2 separate regions of the Mus musculus genome follow, and region 1 is linked to region 2. A link is a loop called in an ENCODE intact Hi-C map of the cell type or tissue named here. Cell type or tissue: left cerebral cortex. All regions are shown on one strand. Links, peaks and the distances in the headings refer to the core of each region. The heading gives the core; the rest is flanking DNA. Region 1 has its middle 42 kb from the start of Gm35177. Region 2 holds the start of Gramd1b (GRAM domain containing 1B).

Evidence for each region. Hi-C counts contacts between places; a loop is a spot of excess contacts. Peaks named below come from ENCODE experiments on the same cell type or tissue, not always from the same donor. Only the 100,000 strongest peaks of a DNase experiment are listed, where the experiment ranks them.
Region 1: it touches region 2 in a loop (2.2-fold over the local background); 4 of 42 quality-filtered maps call a loop at or near these places.

What each region holds. Positions count from the first base shown.
Region 1 is chr9:40,499,799-40,510,396 of GRCm38, forward strand. It overlaps a transcript of Gramd1b not described here. Among named protein-coding and RNA genes, the nearest start is that of Gm35177, 42 kb to the right of the region's middle. In left cerebral cortex, for the core only: no CTCF peak of the experiment used is centred there; DNase peaks (open chromatin) are centred at 5,966 and 7,003; H3K27ac peaks cover 1,747 bases.
Region 2 is chr9:40,446,970-40,457,567 of GRCm38, forward strand. Gramd1b (GRAM domain containing 1B) reads right to left here and starts at 8,795. Exons shown (of 20, transcript NM_172768.2): 1 at 8,325-8,795. The coding sequence starts at 8,701. In left cerebral cortex, for the core only: a CTCF peak has its summit at 5,398 (motif pointing right); a DNase peak (open chromatin) is centred at 3,125; H3K27ac peaks cover 358 bases.

The DNA of each region.
Region 1 (10,598 bases), core at 3,203-8,202, 53 kb after region 2:
GTGTATGCATGTTTCAGGATGCTCATAGAGACACCCCATGGGAGGTGGCGCTCTCTTTCCACCTGTGAGTCATAAGGACTGAACTCAAGTCATCAGACTCGGAGGTAGGTTCCTTCTCCTGCTGAGCATGTCCCCAGCTGGATAGCTTCTGAAAATCTGGAAGTTTTTCTCACAGTTTGACAGGCTAGAACTCCAAGCTCGGGGGATCCCAGGATGATTAGAATCTTGTGAGGGTCACTTCCAGCTGTGTCTGTGCATGGCAGACGAGGACCTGGTCATTTAAAGGGAAAATGTTTCTAAAAATTAGAAAGGTTAAAGGTTAAATGTTGTGGGTGGGTTTAATGCTTGGTTTTATGTATGGTGAGAATCAGAAAACACAACTTCGGGACATCTGGGGGTCAGCAAAGCCTACTCCCCGAAAGGAAAGGGCATGCATCGCATCTCTTGCTTTCTGGAAAGGTGAGCACAGAGCAGAGGCAGGGGATGGCTACAGCCCTGTGAGAAGCCTTAGAATCCACTCTCCTGGCAGGAAGGTCGCGCTCCCCGCAGTGCCCCACTTTCTTCTGCCATCTCAAGAATGCTGCTTCGGTGGCTTTGGGGAGGTTCTTTTTACTTCCAACGTTGCTTCTAGATACAGTCTGTCAGTGGTGGGAAATATGGGGTTTTGTGTAGGTCCGTATGTCAGCAAACACTTTGCCTTTCTGCAGTACATGGCTATCTCCTGCAAGCCGTGACTCCAAGGAGGATGGTGCCAAAACCCAGGGACACTTCATACCCAGAACTGTTACTCACAGAGTCAGATGATCCTCGGAGGGCCAGCATCTCAGTCTCCAACAGCTTTGCACCGCATCCTGTGTGACTCTGAGACCCTTAGACTCTGAGACTTCCACTGGCCCCTTCTACTTGTCCAGAGAGGAACCCTAACACAAAATAATCACTCAATGTCCCATGAGAGTTCTTCATCCAAAGCTGGAGTCCAGTCTAACATGCACTCAAGAAACAGCAAACATTCCTTCCTTCTTCCCTTGTGCAGACTCCAGACCCAGTGTGATGTCACTTCCCTCCCCTTAAGGGCAAGTCTGGGAGGACTGAGCAACCCAGAGCCAGTCCCCAGGGACCAAAACCTTTAAGACATAATAGTTTACAAGCCATGATTAAAGTAAAAATCCAGGAATGGATAGAAGTGTGTTTCTTTTTAAAGACTGAGGAAAGAAAATCCCAGGGGAATTAGTCCCTTACTCTACCCTGGATCCTCTTTTGAAGAGAACTAGAAGTCATCACTACAAATCAGCCCCCAGATCTGTGACATTAATTATATATATATATATATATATATATATATATATATATATATATATATATATATATATCAGAAGGAAGGCAGTCAGAGAAAGGAAAAGTAGGTATGTAAATTTGAATATAATCTTCTTGATAGTTATTTAAAGTTGGAATTAGGATCTTACTTTGTAGGGAAACCTGATTGTGAAAGAGTTTAATATTGTATAGTCAGTTCAAACTTTGAATTCCAAATCAAATCTATCACTGTCTACAAAGCATAATGCTGAAGGCTAGAAAGAGAGCCAAGAGACAGATGCAATTGCACATGCATTAGCGTGAACACAAACATACACAGAGTCAAGGGCAAGGACTATGGTCTCATCATCCAATGTCACTCATCCCACAGTCCCGTCAAAGCCCACAAAGCATGCCTAAAAGATCAGTTTATCCTATGGGGATGATCAGGCTATGGTGTCTCTAACGGAGCCTAGCAATAGAGGAAGAGGGTATCAAGCCAGCAACACTCCCTAGCAGAATGGGAATGTACATTGTGATATGTGACTCAATGTGGCCTGGGAGACCTTTGGAAATGGAGAAGTTGATCTAGATTTTCACCATAGGGAAAAAAATTGTGAGAACTGAACACAGACATGGAGGTCATCATATTATGTGACGTGAGCCAGCTTCACCAAGAAATGGGCTGGGTATGGTGGCACATGCATTTAATCGAAGTACCCAGGAGGCAGAGGTAGGGGTGTTTCTGTGGGCTCAAAGTCAGAGGTCACCTTGGGCTACATATTGAGTTCCATGTCACCCAGAGCTAAACAGGGAGATCCTGTCTTGAAAGAAAGAAAGAAAGAAAGAAAGAAAGAAAGAAAGAAAGAAAGAAAGAAAGAAAGAAAGAAAGAAAGAAAGAAAGAAAGAAAGAAAGAAAGAAAACAAAGAGGAGAGGGAGGGAGGAAGGGAGGGGGGGAGGGAGGGAGGGGAAAGGGAGAAAGAAAGAAAGAAAGAAAGAAAGAAAGAAAGAAAGAAAGAAAGAAAGAAAGAAAGAAAGAAAGAAAGAAAGAAAGAAAGAAAGAAAGAAAGAAAGGGAGGGAGGGAGGGAGGGAGGGAGGGAGGGAGGAAGGGAGGGAAAGATAAGAAGGAACCCAGGAATGGGTAGGAGTATGTTTCTTTTTAAATAATCTGGAAGAAGAAAACTACAAGAAGGAAAGAACCACTAGAGAGCAAGATGCTAAAAAGTTAGAAGAGGAAAAATTAAGTCAGGAAGTGAGGTAGCTTCCATACTGATCTTAGGTAAAAGAATTATGAAGAAAATAGCGTGCATTGAACCCTTTTAAACAAGATAACCTTGAAGCCAGGGAGAAGAAGGTTCTCACAGATGTACAGAGAAAGGTCATCGTTAATTCTCAACCATGAAAAGAGTTGATCATCACCTACATCTCACGGATGAAGAAGCTGGAACTTTGGAGGTTGGTGACTTGTCCAAGGCCCGTGTTTAACAGCAGCAGGGCTGGGGATTCGAGTTAATATGATTCAGCTTGAGAGCACAGCTCTCCTCCACATAATCAAGCTGTCACACTTTAGAAATGGAGTGAGCTAAAGGAGGAAAAGATGGAACTAGGAAACACTTGTTAAATCAAGCGAGCCCAGGTCTACACTTGCCATTCTGAGTGTACCTGCCCCTCATCCACACTCTGCCAGTCAGAGCTGATTCTTGCCACAAGCCTCCATCTTGCTCTGTGGTGCAGGAGGCTGGCTCTCAAGAGCAACAGAGCCAGCTCTCTCACCCACTGGCTTCTGTCTAGGTCTTGCCAAGGGAGGTGCTGGTTGGAGACAGGAATACAGGAGGAGAGTGGAGACAGACTTGTGCCTTTTCCACTCATACCATCATCTCTCCCTCTATGCTTTGATTTGTATCTTTGTACCAAAGGCAACAGCCTGAGTCAGGCAGATCTCTACAGTGGCCACCGGCACTGTTCCCAGTGTGAGTGCTTCCTGTATCCCTGATCATCTCTTTGCTTCAGCTACACCTTTGAAAAGAATCCTAGAGACTCTCCTCTGTTACCCTAGGTGGGCCATCTCTGTCCCGACAAGCCACCGGCTCACATGTTCCCAGGTGCTTTTTCATAATATATATCACATTCTCGACCTTCATCCACACATCGGACACACAGATAGCCAGCTGCAAGGTCTTCAGAATACAAACACTGATATGAAAGAGTTCAAAGCTGAACCCTGGAATCCGATGACAGCTTAAAGCTCATAACCCAGATAAATTATGAACCAACCGTGCCTAATCGTGAAACTTAGTGTTTTCAGCTTTTCTCAAATGCCTTGAAGAAACAAATCCTGAGTTTAGCTAACCTAGGTCCAGAACTAGATAGAGAAGTATCAGATCTGAAGTTACAATTAGGTTCCAGTTCAAAGCTCTCCCCAGTTCTGGCCTTGAAAGGGAAGCGAGCCAATCCTTCTGCTATGAATCAAACACTGAGATAGGAACCTAATTTAAAATATTAATTTGCCTTTCAAAAGGACCGTGGAGGGAAGGAGCACCCTCTGAGCTACTGCCTGCTCCTCTCCTTTCCAGTTCCCCACACATTTTGTCTTTCCATCAAAGCCATCCATTTATGTTTGGAAGGTGAAAACACCTAAGGTTTAGTTTCCACATGTAGTTTTTCCTCATGTTCTGACCTAGCAGCTCAGAACAATGGGCAGAAGTCTCCTCTGCCCTAGGACAGTACTTCCCACCATGTGGGCATAGGACAACAGGAGCTGGTACCAATCTTTATTCTCTTAAAAGCCTCCAGTCCCAGCCTGTGTCTTCAGACCCATGGCTACTATATTTTTCCCTCCCACCCCGTTTGTTTGTTTGTTTGTTTGTTTGTTTGTTTGTTTTTCAAGACAGGGTTTCTCTGTGTAGCCCTGGCTGTCCTGGAACTCACTTTGTAGCCCAGGCTGGCCTAGAACTCACAGAGTTCTGCCTCTGCTTCTGGGAGTGCTGGGATTAAAGGCGTGCATCACCACCATTGATCTTTATTTTTTCCTTTTATCTGATCCTCATTCACTTCATTCTTAATACAAATAAATGCACAAAAATGTAGCAGGTTCTTTGTTTTTTTCTACTAGCTTTTACTTATTGTTTGTTTGAACACACACACACACACACACACACACACACACGAGACAGAGACAGAGAGAGAGAGTATCATAGTCCCAAGATATGGCTCTTTTGGTATGTCTGCACAGGTTGCGCTCCATGTATATCTCATCTCTTAGTGTCTTTGCTGAGACATCTCAGCCGCATGGGACCCGTTCAACCCACGTTAGCCTCTAAACTACAAATGATGTTCCAGCCCTAAGGCACCAGCATTTTTTTTATGCATGCATGAAGCCTGCCAACCATACAAAGAACTGGCACTCGTGAATCTCAGTTTTGCCCCACTCTCCTTGAGTTGGTCCAGAGCATTACAAAGAATGGCCTGAAATCTCAGGAATGTGATTTTCTAGTTAGAGCCAGATCAAATCTACTCCAGAGTCAGCAGTGCCCACACTGCCCCTTGGACGTTAGATCTAGTCAACATTTAGTTCTGGGTGTCTGGCTTGGTTGGAAAACTTATATGGACTCTGCATTCCTTTTCTCTGTTGAGGGGACCCTCCATACCAAGCCCCACTCACAAACCCATCTCCAGATTTACTCTGGGTTTTGAAGGTCTGTGGATGCTAACATAATTTTCCCAAAAGGACTTCACTCAACACATAACACATTTCCAAAACGGGGGGGGGGGGAGATTTTGATTGGTAGCCCTCACTCTCATCTCAACTGGACTTGAACCCCAGTTGCGCCCATGAGTGTTTACAGAGATGTTTACCTGAAGAAGGAAGCACGTGAGAGGTACCTTACCAGGGCTGAGGTCCTAAGCTGAACAAAAGAGAGGAAGTGACCTGAGCACCGACCTTCATCTCCTTTTGATTCCTTGCTGTGGACACAGTGTGGGCAGCTGCCTCGTGCCCTTGGCACCATGCTCTCCCCAACAGTGATAAGCTGTGCCTCTCAAACTGCCAGCCCTAGTAAGCTCTTCCTTCTTGCCCGCCTTCCTTCTTCCCTTCTCTCTCTCCCCAACCTCCTTCCCTCCCTTCCTCCTATCTTTCCTTTCCCCCTTCCTTCTTTTCCTCCTTCTTTATGTTGCCTCTTGCCAGGTATTTGGTCACAGCAATGAGAAAAGTAACTTATACGGGGATTCCATTCTGGTCACAGTTCAAGGTCTGATGGATTTGGGTTTATCTCCAGAGGTCTGCATGTCTGTTAAGGTTTCGAGACTAGTCTTGCACAATAGCCCAACACCGGAGAAAAGCACCTGGATTCACTAAAGCATTGGCTTAGATTCAGTTCCACCGATAGGCAAAGTGCACCTGGGATGACTTCCAGGCCTTCCCATCTCAGTCCAGGAAAATGAAGGCTGTGGAGGTGCTTGAGGTGCGACTCTTCTAACCAGAGCATGCCTCATAACAAAAGGAAAAACATGGCTGGGCCTTTTCCTATGAAACACACCAGATTTGAGGTTTCATGAGGCTGCCAGGCATCTACTCAGCAACAGCAGCATCCTTGTAAAGCTTTGGCTCTTGGGGCCATTGTCATCACCATCTGTTCAGTTCTAAGAGACTCGGGGACTCCAGAAGCTGATCTAAAAAACCACCCTGGAAAGGGCAGAAGAGAGAGTGGGAAGAAGAGTGAACGAGACACTCTTAGAGTCCCACAGAATGAGCAACACTTGCTCGTCTCACCTCTACTCAAGAATCCCCTACCTCTTGGACCAGGGGTTCCCATGGAAACCTCAGAAGTTCTATCTATAGGAAGAGGAAAAAAATGTTTTTTAAAAAAATAAGAAGCATCGTTAAGTATGTGTGAATTTGCCTGGAGGAAGGCAGGCAAGATAGACGGGGTTCACATAAAGAGAACAAGAGCCCATCGTTGCTGTGACACCTTAAAAGACCGCATAGAAACCACACTGAACTTTAGGCACTGAGCCAGGAGGGAGGTGAGGTAGGGAGGGAGGTGAGAGGCACCAGAAAGCAGCCACACGCATAAGCTGCTAGGAGGGCAAGAGACTACCAAGAGCGACCTCATCAAAAGAACAGGGAAAGAAGCACAAAGAGTAAGCAAAGAACTGAGCTGGTGGTTGGATCCCAACTGGAATTCTGTATCATGTTAAGCCAAGCACAGTCAACTGATAAAATAAAATAAAGTAAAGTAAAATAAAATAAAATAATGACAACAAAAAGAATAACCCTTAGAACTGCCCAATAAATAGACAAAAAAACAGTGAAACAGAAGGTCTGAATTTCTCTAAAGAAGGGGGTGGCCAATAAGCACATAGAAAGATAGTGAACATCAGTAGCCATTGGGAAATAGAAATCAAAACCACAGTGAGATGCACCATACACCCTCTAGGATGATTATAATACAAAAAGCAGGTGACAGCTGTGGTGGTTAATCTTCATTGTCCATTTGATCAGATTTAGTTACTTTGGAGTCATATCTCTGGGCATTTCTGCAAGGGTGCGTCTAAAGAGCTTTATCTGAGGAAGGAAGACTCATCCTGACACCCTAGACTGGGACCACAGGCAGGATAAAAAGAGAAAAGGAGAAGGCTGGCTCAGCACTAGCCTCCAGTCCTCTCGGCTTCCTGGCAGAGGAAGCAATGTGGCCAGCTGCCTTAGGCTCCTGCTGCCTTCCCACCACCATAGACGCTATCCCTTTTTAAAGCATTAACCAGAATAAACCTTTCTTTCCTTAAGTTGCTTTTTAAGCAAAGAGGAAAGCAACTAATATAAAAACAGTGTTGATGAGGATGGAGAGAATCTGGACTCTCCATATATAAATAGGATTGTTACTTTGAAAGACAGTCTAACAGCCTCCCCTGCCTCATACGCACACACAAAAATGTAAGACTGTCATCATATGACCAGAAATTCCATACCCAGTTACTTACCAAGAGAATTGGGTGCTTATAGCCACACACATGAAAAAAAAAAACCCTTTTATTCATGCTAGCATTAAAGAGCCTAACTGTCCATCAACTGATAACTCAAATGTGGTCCATATACACAGGGGCTATCATTCAGTCTTGAGAAGAATACATTGTTCATTCAGATGCTTGAATATAGGTGACCCTTTAAAACACTGCTCTATGATTTCATTCATAAGAGATAGTGGGGACAAAGCAAATCCATCAGACATGATGCAGACTGATGACTGTCCAAGGTTGGCAAGATGGAGGAATGAGGAGAAACTATTAACACACACAGGACTTATTTGGGGGTGTGAGATAGACTGGAGATTGTTGTAATGACAATTGTACAACTCTGTGAGTATGCTAAAAAATAAAAATCACTGGGTTGTACACTTCAAAATGAGCAAATTTTGTGTGGCTTGTGAAATACAGTTCAGGAGAGCTGTAGACAATACAGATCTGCAGCACTGTGACACTGCCTCTATAGCGTGTTCTGATGAGCACATCACGGCTTCTGCACTGTTAGACACAACTGCACCCATGTACATCAATATTACATATGCACACATATACACACATTTTAGCAGTGTGAGGGGCATCTCTTTACAGTTTTCATCTTGGATAAGCACCTCCCTGGGTCTTCCTAGTCCTGGCCCTGAAGTATGGTAACACACTGCTACAGTTTGCATCTGGACTTTCCCCACAAAGGGCCATGGGTTAAAGGATTATTCTTTATCTGGGTTCTTTTGGGAGTTGATGAAGACTTCCAGAGGCACAGCCTAGTAGGAAGTCTTCTAATCCTTGGTAGAATGCCCTTGAAGAGGAGTGGGACCCTTCCTGCTTCTCCTTCCTCCTTTTGACCTCCCAGTCATGAAGCAAACAGCTTCCCCCTTCTGCTCACTCCCACCATGGTGTTCTAACTCACCACAGGCCCAAAATCAACATGAAGAGGTGACTATGGACTGAAGCTATTTGTACCATGGGCCAAAGTAAACCATGTGTCTCCTTGATAAGCTGATTATCTCAGGTATGTTACAAAAATAGAAGCAGATGAGTACAGCCATGACAAATTAAAGAGCAGTCCCTGACACGAAGGGAGATAGTGGCACTTCTTTCACTCCTCACACCTGCCCTCTGCCTTTTCTTACCTCAGATGTCAACTACAAGGCTTACCATGAACTCTCCTGACATAAAGCTTCTGCCCTTTCATGCACATTTCCCCACTGGCTTTTAGAATGTGTGTGTGTGTGTGTGTGTGTGTGTGTGTGTGTACATATAAAAATGGGGAAAAAGGAAGAAAAGAAAATATATTCTACAAATGTAAGAGTATGAAATGGATCCTTAGGAAATTTGTATAATCTCAAAACATGGTTTTATGGAGCATTTCGAAAGCAAAGCTGTTGCCAATAGCAGCCAGGAAGGTGGTACAGAATCCAAGGAATGACAAACAAATCCTATTGCTGCTGTTTTTTAAAACACAGTTATTAGACTATGATAAGAGACTGGGGAATTGCCAGGCATAATGTATTCCAGCACTGCATCTAGCGGGTTCTGTGTATCATTGTAAACATGAACGTCAGAGAAAAAGATTTTCATATAAGGAAAACCCATAGTGATTTGATTGATGATGTACACACACACACACACACACACACACACAAAACTCAGTATATGATGTGCAGAATAGTTTCAACAAGTTCTCAGTTCCAAGTGTCTGAAGTGGCTCTGCTGTATAGTCACACTGGAACCATGATCAGGTCTTGAGTGTTCTAATTTAAGGGGACACCAAGTCAACAAGAGGACAGTCAGGATAGACTTGCTGACTTAATTGATCATGAAACTCTTCTTTTGTAGACAAGTTCTCATTATATATCCCAAGCTGACCTGAAACTCACTGTGTAGCCTAGGCTCACCTCAGACTCATGTTGACCTCTGTTTCAACTGAAGGCTTGGATTGTAGACAAGAGCCACCACATCCTTTTAAAACACTTTTTTTTCCTGATGCTGGGGAGGGAAGAAGAACAGAGGGGCTAAGGAGATGATTCCGCCAGTAAAGCTCTAGACGTGCAAACATAAGGAACGAAGTTTGGATCTCTGGCACTCATACTGTGGCAAGGTTCACTTGGAATTTCCACCACCAGAGTGGCAGATACAGGAGGATCCCTGAGACCTGATAACCTGCTAATTTAACTCCATCAATAAGCTCCCAGTTCTGTGAGAGACCTTGTCTTTAAAAAAAAAGTTGACCTCTGACCTCCACAAACATGGCCACACCCAAGTATCGGTGCCTCCCCCGACAAATGGAAAGGTTCTTCGACGTATAGTTGAAAATCCATATGAGTGTGTGGCGGTTACTTTTAAATAGGTGAAAGAATGGAAAGGGAAGGAGTGTGAAGTCAGCTACCTACAACCTACAACCCACAGGGGCAGAACCAAAGCCAGAGGCCAGAGGTTATTTGAAAACATAAATAACACCAGCTCAGCAAGTCAAGTGTTCGTCCTCACAGCCCAAGCTGTTCTGCAATCCAGAGGTCTGCCTTGTAAGGTTAGTGGACGGCTACAGATGGGATTTACACAGTTAGATGAAGCTGGACCACCTGTCTCCCTGGATCCCTTCCAAATCAGAGATACTAAGAACATGTGTCTGTTTTCTTCTTATCCTTCTATCCCGTCACACAACGTGAGGCAGTAGATGTGTGTTTGGAAGGAGTTCTTTTTATTTAAGATTTATTTATATATTTTATGTATATGAGTACACGGTTGCTCTCTTCAGACACACCGGAAAAGGACACCAGATTTCATCACAGATGGTTGGGACTCATCATGCGGTTGCTGAGAATTGAACTCAGGACCTCTGGAAGGACAGTCAGTGCTCTTAACCACTGAGCCATCTCTCCAGCCCCCTGAAAGGAGTTCTCAAGCTATCCCCTGGTGCTTTTGCCTCAGTCCATCCCTGTAACCCTGCTCTGGACCTCTCCCCCTTCTCTGCTTTGCCCACGCTTCCTCTGTTCTTCTTGAGGATAACAGGACAGATTGCCCACACCCTTCTCTCAAGCCCCTCCTGAAATCGAGGAGTTCAAGATGCCTTTAATTGGGGATGGGGCGTGGGGGGGGGCTGTACAAAAAAGAAGGCTGAAGCTAGTGACACCCCATGTTTCCTATGTTTTGTTATTATGTCTCTATTGCTCTGCAACACATGCTGACTGACTTCAGTAAGGTGACTGAGGTGGGCTCACATTATCTATCTCCCCAAATGCCCACATACACTCTCTGTATGCATTTCCCCTTGTTTACTAGTAAATTGCA
Region 2 (10,598 bases), core at 2,687-7,686:
GGTTCTAATCTCAGCACCATGAAAAATGGGACACACCAGGGAGATTAAGACAAAAGGATCAGAAGTTCAAAGTTATTCTCAGCTACATAATGAGTTCAAAGCCAGCCCGAGATTCATGAAACTCTGGCTTAAACAACAATTAATGCAGCTGTGTTGCCTATTGTTCAAGATGGCCCCCTAGTCACCCCACCTCCTACAAATGGGGGACACAGGAGAAGAACCTCTTGACTGGCACTACAGCCAGAAGTGTGGACCATCATGATGACTGAACCCAAAGCTCCTTCTACAAAACCTTTGGGCACAGATGAAGAAGTAACAGTGACACAGAGAGAAAACCATGGGGCCATATGATGATCTTAATTCAATACTGCACCAGCCACCTAACAGAGGCTCAAACGAAGGGGTCACACCTGTGCTCGGTTCACTCATGCCAGAAACTTGAGAAGGCAAAGGTTTACCTTGCTGAGGCCACTCCTGCCCTTGGAGTCTGTTAAGTCAAGCAGAAAACTGCAAATGTGAGTGGCCTCCACTGGGAGATGCTTCCACATGACAGCGCTGAGTTAACCAAGCTAGTTACTCCTGACTGAACGGGCTTTGAGAGATGTGCCACTGGCTCTGAACTGCTGCAGTCCTGTTACAAGAAAACCCTGAGGCAAACTCAAGGGATGGCCTGTAGTATCATACAAGGCATGCATAGCTTTTGTCCCAGGTTCCAGTCAAGGCTGTCTGAAAACCCACAGAATCAGCAGTGAGTGTCTTACAGACCATGAGCCCCCTCGATACACCTGAATTTATTATAGAGGGGGATTCATAATCCCCAAAGCCCCACCCCCATTGAAAAACTGAACAAGAAAAAAAGAATACCAGGAAATAATATGGCACTGAGGGTCAAGATTATTAACTATTTTCCTACTTCCTACTGCCCTAAATTTTACAATTAGTTAGTTATTTTATTAGACTGTCTATGATGGTTGACTTTATATAGTATTTAAAATGACTTCTTTTACAACAAGTTTGAAGACCCTTGGAGAGCTGTTTAAAAAGGTGTCACTAAGCTGCACATAGTGACAAACATCTGTATAGCATTTTCTAGACTGGGGCAGGAGGCCTGTGAGTGTGAGAACAGTCTGAATAAAATAGTTGAGGCTATAAAACAAGACCCTATCTGAAGATAGATAGATAGATAGATAGATAGATAGATAGATAGATAGATAGATAGATAGATAGATAGATAGATAGATAGAGCGAGCGAGCGAGAAGCTAGGCATACTTTGTACTTTCTGATGTAATCCCAGCACTCAGGAAGTGACTCCAGGGACATCAGGAGTCTATAACCATCCTCTGCTACATAGTATTTTCAAGGCTAGCCTAGGCTACAAGAGACCCTGTCTGAAACAAACAAAAAGTGTCACTTGACTAACCATCTACTGTCTTGCTGCATTTTCCTCCTTATTGGGACAAATCCTGCTATGCTCACTGTTTGACTCAGTTTTTTTTTTTCATTGCTGTAGCAAACTACTTGCAGCAGGCTACTGTAAACACTCACATTTTATTCACATTTCTTAAGGTTCAAGGGCTCACACCCAGCAGAATCCAAAGGTAGCAGAGTATCAAAATAGCAAGAGATGAAGACCTAAGGCTTGTTTTGTGCCCTTCCTTCTGACATAGCAACCAGGATTCAATCATCAGGGCGCTATGGAAGTGACCTGTGTACCTCATTATACTACACCCAAACTGGGCCCACAGACAAATTCTTTTACCATGGTTGAAAAAGAAAGTGAGGAAAGAGCTTGTTATCTTTCTCATTCCTTCTCTCTGCATCATCATTTCATGGCTAAACTCACTAACCAGGAAGAGCAAAACAGCAAACAGCAGTGGTCAGACCTCAAGGCAGAGGAGAGGATAGGCCTGACTGGAGCAATGCGCTATCAGGATAAAGCCCTAAAAAGAGCCTAATGCTCTAGAGATGCCAGAGTCAGTTAGGGGCTGACAAAGATTTCACAGGTCACAGGTCTGAAACTCAGCTTATAAGTCACTATGGCTTGTCAGGTCACCTCATTTTTTTTTAAATCTCATCTTCAGATCAGGTGTGAACAATGTGAGTCTTGGCTCTGTCAAAGAATGCACAGGAAACAGAGAAAGCTTCACACCCCATGACTAAGAACAAAAACTCTTTGGGGGGGGGGTCCTCCAGAGAAATACCCCAAGGTCTTTTTTTTAATCACTGTCTTCTACCAACAGCCTTAGCTATGCACAGACATATTTTTCTAGCACTTTTAAACTATTCAACTTTACTCAAAAATCTAGAAACACAATTGAAAACATCTGAAATCAATACTACCCCACTATTTTATTTATTTATTCACTTATTTATTTATGAGGTATGGGGGTAGGGGTTGAACCTATAGCTACATGCCTGCTAAACAGGCCCTCTACCATTGAGATACACCACCAGCTCAATACTGCCTCTAGAAGTGACATGTGACTGCTATTGGGAGCATGGGGTGGCAGGCCCTTTCCAACAGCTCAAAGCATCAGCATCCTGTCTCCTTTCTCCCACTGGAAAGGCCAGGTTTGATTTTCATTCTGTATTCCTGAGAGAGGTTTTGACTCTCTCCCCAGAGAGAGGGAAGCCCCCTCCATCTTTGAAGTTGTTGGGCCCCCCAAGATAATTAAAACCTATGTCCTCCTTCCCACCAGATGCATGGCAGCCTGGTAAGTCACACACATCTTTGGTCTGTAAGGGGGAGATCCTAAGAAGACAGAAAGACCGTGCCAGAAAGGCCTCTCAGTCTACCTAAAGCTCTTTGTACACACGGCAGCCCAGCAACCATGTGGACATCGGAACACCTGCTCCAGAGCTGGCAGCTTACTCACTAGGGTCAGGAAGAAAATTCCCCACTGGCAGCTTAGCCATTGTGGCGCCTTAATGAAAACTGAGCACACCAGAAGCAACCATCAGTGACTAGCCTAGCAACTGGGGGATACACAGTATCTGGGAAGAACTAACCAAGATGGGGGTGGGATTTATCACCGGTTACTCTACCCCACACCCATCCTGGTTTCCTGTGATTGGCTGAGCACATAACCACATGGAAACTCCAGAAATACCAACTCCCACAGAGGAACCAGGCCAGCGTAAATCAGCCCACGGGGCTCCATCTCCACGTCTCAGTTTCCATAAACTATTTTAATCTAGAAACCACATCTATAGGCAAAGGCAGGCTGCCTCTTCTGGGGGAGTCCACCTAAACCATCATTGTCACCCACACGCAGCTGTACTTCCCACCCCCACCCTCCCCACCCAAACTGGCCCAGCAGCTTCCCCTGTCTTGTGAATACCCATCTTGCACAAGCAGCTCCTCCACACCTACACCTTCTCAAGCATGTGAGGCCAGTAGCACAGAACTCTAAAGAACTCGGCACTGGCACAAGCACAGAGTTCACCTCCTAGCCTTGCTCTTGTTAGACCAGGAACAAGTTAATCTCTCCTACCGCAGCCTCTTCCCCCCACGAAGCCTACCCCACGGGTTTGTCATGAGGATTAACAATGATCATGTATTTAAGACACTTAGCAGGAAACTTGGCACAAAATAAGACTCACTCCCAGCCTCAAGGAATTATGGGACGGGTAGAAGTCTTCCCTTCTTAACCCTATCCTGAGTTGATTGCTCACGTTGTACGTCGTTAACCATTCACAGTCCCTTTGCATGGATTTGTTGCTTTGTGTTAAAGAGGGATGAGAGTTTTTTTTCTCTACCACACAGAGCAGGGCTGAATAGATAACTATATAAAGAATAACCAAATCGAGGCTGATTGAGTAGACGTCTGGATGAACAAGCTCACCCTGCTCCCTGCAAACTGCCTGAAATTTGAAGCAACTCTTCCTCCAACTGTCAGAGAGACGGAGAATCAAGATAAACAGCAAAGATATAAACCTGCAAACCGCCATCCAGTTAGCACAGCCCCCTAGAGTTACGCTAACACACCAGGTTGGGCAGAACTGGTGCAAACCATTACTAAAGGTCAGATGTGGAGCTAAACAAAAACTAGTAGCTAGCTTGCTAGCCTGTGAGCAGATGCTAAGGGTAAGGTTGTCCCATAGAAAAGGGTGCAGGATGGCTGAGTGAGAGGTAATCTAGACCATCATAGTCAGGATTGTGTCCAAGGGAGACAAGCAAAGAAATTCTTCTGTGTTCACCAGAAAGACAGGCTGCAGTTTCGCATGGCCCAATTCACTTGTCACTTGTCAGCTGTCTTTCTCCTTTCATAAGATACATCCTGGGAGACATGGCATTGCCTGATCCCCGATTTTCTCACGGAATTCAGGAGACCCTGAACCTCTCAGTTTGTGTTTTTTTAAACCTTTACCACCACCATTCCTGACCAAGAGATTTGGGGACACGTGCGGTTATTAATTCTTTTCTTCCTGTTTTATTGTTGTTGGTGGTTTGTAACAGTACTTATTCAAAGAGCTTGTCCCATCAAGTTATTCACTGCTCAGAACCTGCACATGCTCCGCACTGAGCTGATTCCACTTTGTATAGGAAGAAACTGAAGCCAGATGTGACATACACTTGTAATCTCAGCATTTGGGAGTAGAGACAAGAAGATCAATAGTCCAAGGCCAAGCTTGGATACATGAGACTCTGCCTAAATAAACAAGTGAATGAATGAATGAATGAATGAATGAATGAATAAAATTATCTAGTCTCGAGCATTTTGTTATATCAAACAAAACAGACAACAGTACAATGGTCATCCCCTTCCATCTTCAATAGATATTTATTCTTTTAAAATTCAGCTCTCTATTTTAAAAAGCAGATTAGTGGATACCTAAAGCTGATGGAGCTTATGGGTGCTAACTAAAGGGAATGGCTGTGTGAGAGTCTCTCTCTCTCTCTCTCTCTCTGTGTCTGTCTCTGTCTCTGTCTCTGTCTCTCTCTCTCTGTCTGTCTCTCTCTGTCTGTCTGTCTCTCTCTCTCTCTCTCTCTCTCTCTCTGTGTGTGTGTGTGTGTGTGTGTGTGTGTGTGTTTGCGCACGCTGATAAAAGGTGTTTTAAAATTAACTGTGGGGATGCATGTACACGTCTATCACTACAAAAATTGGATTAAATACTTCTTTTCATCCTGGTATTAAATATCAGGTATTAATTATCCTACAGGTCGTAGTACGTCTGCAAGTCCTCTATTGCTGATGTAGACTCTGAGCTTCAAACCCAGGAGATTGCAGGTTGTGTGGCAGCTAAATCATATTTCAATAAATCTATCTTATAAACCTCAGCTCTGGAGCTATCTCCCCCTCCCCTAAAAATTTCTCAGACTTGTGAATAAGGAGGATTTCACTTCAGAAAGAGGAAATAGACTTACTCGTTACTGGCATTTCTTCAGTGAACATCTATGGGTCACCACAAGAGGGCAGGTACCAGACAGTGAAAACACAGGATGGACAAGGGTGGGCGCATAGGCCACGGTCGTGTTGTTTTGTCTGAGTTTGGCTCTGATTTTGTATTGGTTATTTTGTGTGTAGAGGGTACAGCATCAATTAGCCAAGACTGGTCTCAAATTCACTATATAGGCAAGGATCGCCTACATTCCCAGACCAGTCTGCCCTTTTGTACATACACAGTTGGCCTTCTGTATCTCCAAGTTCTGTATCTCCAGATTCAATGGATTACAGATAGAAAGAACGCAGGAAAACTATACTGACTAGGTTTAGACTTTATTTTAGACTAGATTCCCACTAGATGTTTATTTTAGTTCAGGCTGGCCCTATGTTACCAATCATCCTGTTTCAGCCCTCCCTAGTGCACAAATTACAGACGTGCACCTCTATGCACATACAAAACAGACTTCATGTCCTTATCCTTGTTCTTTAAATAATACTGTACAGCAATCTTCAGATAGCATTTGCATGATGCTAGGTATTAGAAGTTACCTAGAGAGGATTTAAAGTGTATGAGAGCATGGGCCATCAAGATGGATCGATCAGTGGACAAAGACACTTGCTACTGAGCCTAAAGGACTTGAGTTTAAGTCCTGGAATCTGCATGGTATGAGGAGAAAATCAATTCCTGAAGGTTATCCTCTGACCTCCACACACTCACACACTCACACTCACAAACACACACACACACACACACACACACAGAGAGAGAGAGAGAGAGAAAGAGAGAGAGGGAGAGAGGGAGAGAGAGAGAGAGAAAAATGAAAAATTACATCTGTGGGAAAATATGTATGGGTTGAGCAAATAATATGCCACTTTCTATAAGCAACTTGGTGACCTCAGAGCGACCTGGACCCAACCTCCAGTCTCCATGGATACCAGAGGATGAGCCCAGCCTCCATGGATACCAGAGGATGAGCAGATGCTCATTTTCTTCCAACCCAATAAACAAGCACATAAAAGAACTGTCTTAAGTCATACTCAGGAGGTAAAATAAACTTCCTCTTTCCAATACCATCCTCCCCACTTCAACAACAACAAAAACTATCCTACCATACCTTTAAACAACTCTCAAGATCAGAACCATTTTCCTTACATTTCCTCGGTTCCACCAGCCTCCATTACCCAGCAGTGCAAGACTATCTCCATGTTGTTGTCTGTACTTGTGCCTCTTTCAGGGTCTCTCACATTTGAGGGAAAAGTACCTGAGTCACAGTTTAGTTTGAGATTAGCCCCCACCAGTCCTCACTTTCCCTTGCCCTGTCAAAAGGGAAACAGGGTGGCGTGCCTGAAGAGAAAAACCTGTTGCCCCCAAGGTCCATAGCTGGGAGAACATGTGCAGCCATTGCAATCAGGAAAGACCTCCTGCTTACCCCAGCCCAGGCCCTCAGTACCTCCACAAAGACACATCACATGCTTGTTTCTGTTGATTCTGGCCACGTTGTTCCCTAAGTCCATCATATGCACCTGACCTCATGCTCATGTCACTGTTTTCTTTTGTTTTGTTTTTTTTCCTAGCTTCATTTGTCATCATTTGAGCCCCTCTCTCCTCGGCCTTTTCCTACATCTCCAAGGTTACCTTTTCTTGTACAGTGACTACAGATGACAGAGTGTAAATCTTCCAATGGCTCCATCACTTCCGTGTGAATGAAACTCGCATGTCTCAGCTGCTTCCGTTATATGGTTAGTTGGTTCGGATTTGGCTTGGCTTGGCTTGGTTTCATTTAGGTTTGGGGTTTTTAAGAGGTCAACCTTTCCGTGTAACCTCCATGTATCTCAGACCCCAAGGATCCTCCTCCTCTTCTTCCTGAGTTCTAGGCCTACAAGCAGGTGCCACACAGCTTTATTTATTTATTTTATGTTGGAAGTGCTAGGGGCACCTGTATGCTAGGCAAACTTTTTAAAAGTGTCCTATCAAGCTTAGCTTCCACACCCCTTCATACCCTGGAGACCCCCTCAAGATCCCCACACTTGCTGGTGTCACTTTTGAGCTTTTGAGACCCACTCAATAAGTGATAATGAACGAAAGTGAAATGATAGGGTGAATGAACTCCCATTAGTTACCACCAGCAGCAATAACAGCAACACCCCGCCCCCTCTAATAGTACAGACCTCTGCTAATGGTCATACCCCGAGTCCAGAAGTAAATTGAAGAGGGGACATGGTATCCATGAGTAGCGGGGACTCCATGCCACCATGGGCAACTTCCTGAAGCAACACACACACACATTACCCTGTGAGCTTCATGCTAGTTCTTGAATGTGAACAGCAAACATCTCCCTAGCAAAACTGAAGCTGGCACGGTGATCGATCGTGAGATGTGTCCGTGATGTGGTAGAAAATGTGAATACGTCACCTCTCCATAGGCAACATGGACCTGTACCAGCAGGGTAGTGTAGGAAAAAGAAAATGACAAAAAGTGAAATGGGATTCGGAAGTCCATGTGGAGGCGTCACTTAAACTTCTGTCACTAGTCTCCCGACACCTCCACCTGTACAATGGAATCATAGCCTAATACTATCTACCTAATTTCTCCAAATTCCATCCTCAGGTGAAGCCCTCACCACAGACAGTAGTCTGCGCACAGTAAGGGCTTAAGAGATAATAAAAGATAACACTGTATTGGCCATTTTGCTGTGAGGGTCAAGAAATGAAACGCAGCATGAACCTATGTCAAACACATCAAGTAATGTAAAGTCCCTAGTTCTAGGCTGTGTGGTAGCCCTGGTGCCCTGGCAGTGCCTGAAGACGCCAAGGTGACGCGATAAGCTCCTTCTTTGATCCCGGAAGTTTCCACCAGAATGCCCTAGGGTCCTAGACCGCCCTGGGGAGGGGCGAGAGGTTCAGGGGAAGACTGCTGGAGAGAAACTGGAACCTACCTGCTTTCACTGCATTCTTTCCGCTCCCTCACCCTCAGCCACTTGCGGAGCAGGAAGCGTTTTCGGCGCGGGGACGCACTGGGTGTGGAGCAGTTGGACCACGGGGTGTCCTCGTCGCTGGAGGGCGTAATCTCAATGGACGGCAGTTGCAGGAACTCCTTGCCGGGGGCCAGGACGCCGGGTAGGTCCGGGGCTACCAACCCCGCCTCCAGGCTCTGCTCCTGCACGTTCTTCATCCGGCGCATCTTAAAGCGCCGGCGGCGAAGCGTGGGGGTGGACGAGCTGGACCACACCGCGCTGCCCTCGGGTGCGCCCTGAGGTTCTGGCACCTGCAGGGCGGGCAGCTGCAGGTTCTCCATCATGTTGGCCGCCGGCATCGGGGTCCCTGGCCGCTGCTCCGTGCCCTCCGCCTGCAGCCTGGCTCGAGGCTTCCTCTCTCGGCTCCCTACCCTGGGGCCCGTGGCACTATCCCCTCTCACGTTCAGCGGGAGGCTCGAGCCTGCCAGTAGATCAAGTTCCTTTTCCTGGAGCGCCGCGAGGAGGGGACTGAAGGGGACGCCGCCTCCTGCGGTCTAGAACTTTAAGAAGCGCGCTTCCTCGCTCAGTCCGACGAGGGAAGAGGCGACCCGGGACGCAGTGACAGTCGCCTGCCAAGCTTTGCCACCCGGCTGCCCTCCTGGGGCTCCCCTTCGCGTGCCCGTGTGTTTGTCTTCCGCTGCGCCCGCTTGCTCGCTTGCTCTCTCTGCCGGTGTCTTTGCCTTAGCGGGACTCGGCGGCCCCGGACCCCAGGGAACTGCGCAGCAAACTCTCAGTGGTTTGCGTTCAGCCGACTGCGTTGGGGAGCCGGCTTGGCGCTGCAGGAGAGTGGAGGACTGGAAGAAGAGGCGGTGGTAGGAGGGAGAGGAAAGAGAGAGAGAGAGAGAGAGAGAGCAAGGGAGACACTAGATAAAAACAAAAAAAGGTGGAGTAGGTGGAGGGGGGTGGGGGCTGAGGAGGGAGTGGGTTGCTAGCCTGAAAGGACACGCACAGGCAGCGACAGCCAGCGACAGCCTTGTAACTGTACACGGAATCCCTTGGGGAGGGACTATACCTCCGAGTCAAGGCTGCTCCAATCAGCCTAATGAAATAGGAGCACAATCCAAACTTTCTCAAGGCAACGATTGGCTAAGCAGCTCTGGTTAGCAAACTCCCTGTTTTTTTTTCCCCTGGGGGAGGGGAATCAATGGATTTAGCCCTCCCTCGCAGACCACCCAAGATACAGGGTTGAAGGAAAACTGGGTGACTTTTCAGCCAAATCTCTCTCCTAAGAAATGCGCGTTCTCCGAGTTGTTTGGAGTGCTGACCAGGAAGACAGGGCATACATAATCAGAAGGAAAATGGAAAGTTCCTGGAGGCTGCTTCCAAAATGGCAAGCTGGGAAGAAAAGACAGTTCTGTAGAATAAGCTGAGGACACCAGACACGGACACAAAGACACACGATAGGGTGGAAAGACACAGGACACACAGGACCATTAAGGGAAAGATACTGGATACATGGTGTGTGGCCTGGCCAAAACTATAGCCCGATTATAAGTGAAAGGCAAAGAGGCTGAGAGAAGTTAGCCGGTGCACCACCCTCAGAGACTCCAGGGAGTCAAGTGCATCCTTGGACATTCCTGAGACTGTGTGATGCTGCTTCATCTTGCTGGGGAATGGGTTGGGTCACACCGTTTACTGTGGCCTCAGACCTCTGAACAGAAATATGGACTAGTCCTGCCAAGTATATCAGTGTGCTAGAGGCAGGTGAACCCTGAGAGGTGGGATGTAGAAGTGATCTGCTTTAGGAAGACATTCTGTGTTGGACTGAGCTTGCTGGGGTACAAGTTTAACACTCAACGACCCCCACCCCAAACAAGGAATTTGCCTCTTCAGTGGGAGACCGAAAGGAATAACAAAGACCCCAATACATGGCCCACAATCTGGCCCATTCTCTTTGCCGGTATTTGTTAGTCCAGTTTCCCTTTGGATGAATAAAAATCACATCCCTAAAGGTCATAAGAATCCACTTCAGGCCTGGTGGTGGTGGTAGCACACACCTTTAGTTCTAGCACTCAAGAGGTAGAGGCAGGCAAATCCCCGTGAGTTCGAGGCCAGCCTGGTCCACAGAGGGAGCTCAAGAACAGCCAGGGCTAGTCAGAGAGAGAGAAAGAGAAAAAAAAATCCACTTTAAAATAGCATATACCCCTACAGGTCAATAAGACATCTGAGGTAACAGCTGTCTGTCATGTCCTGCAT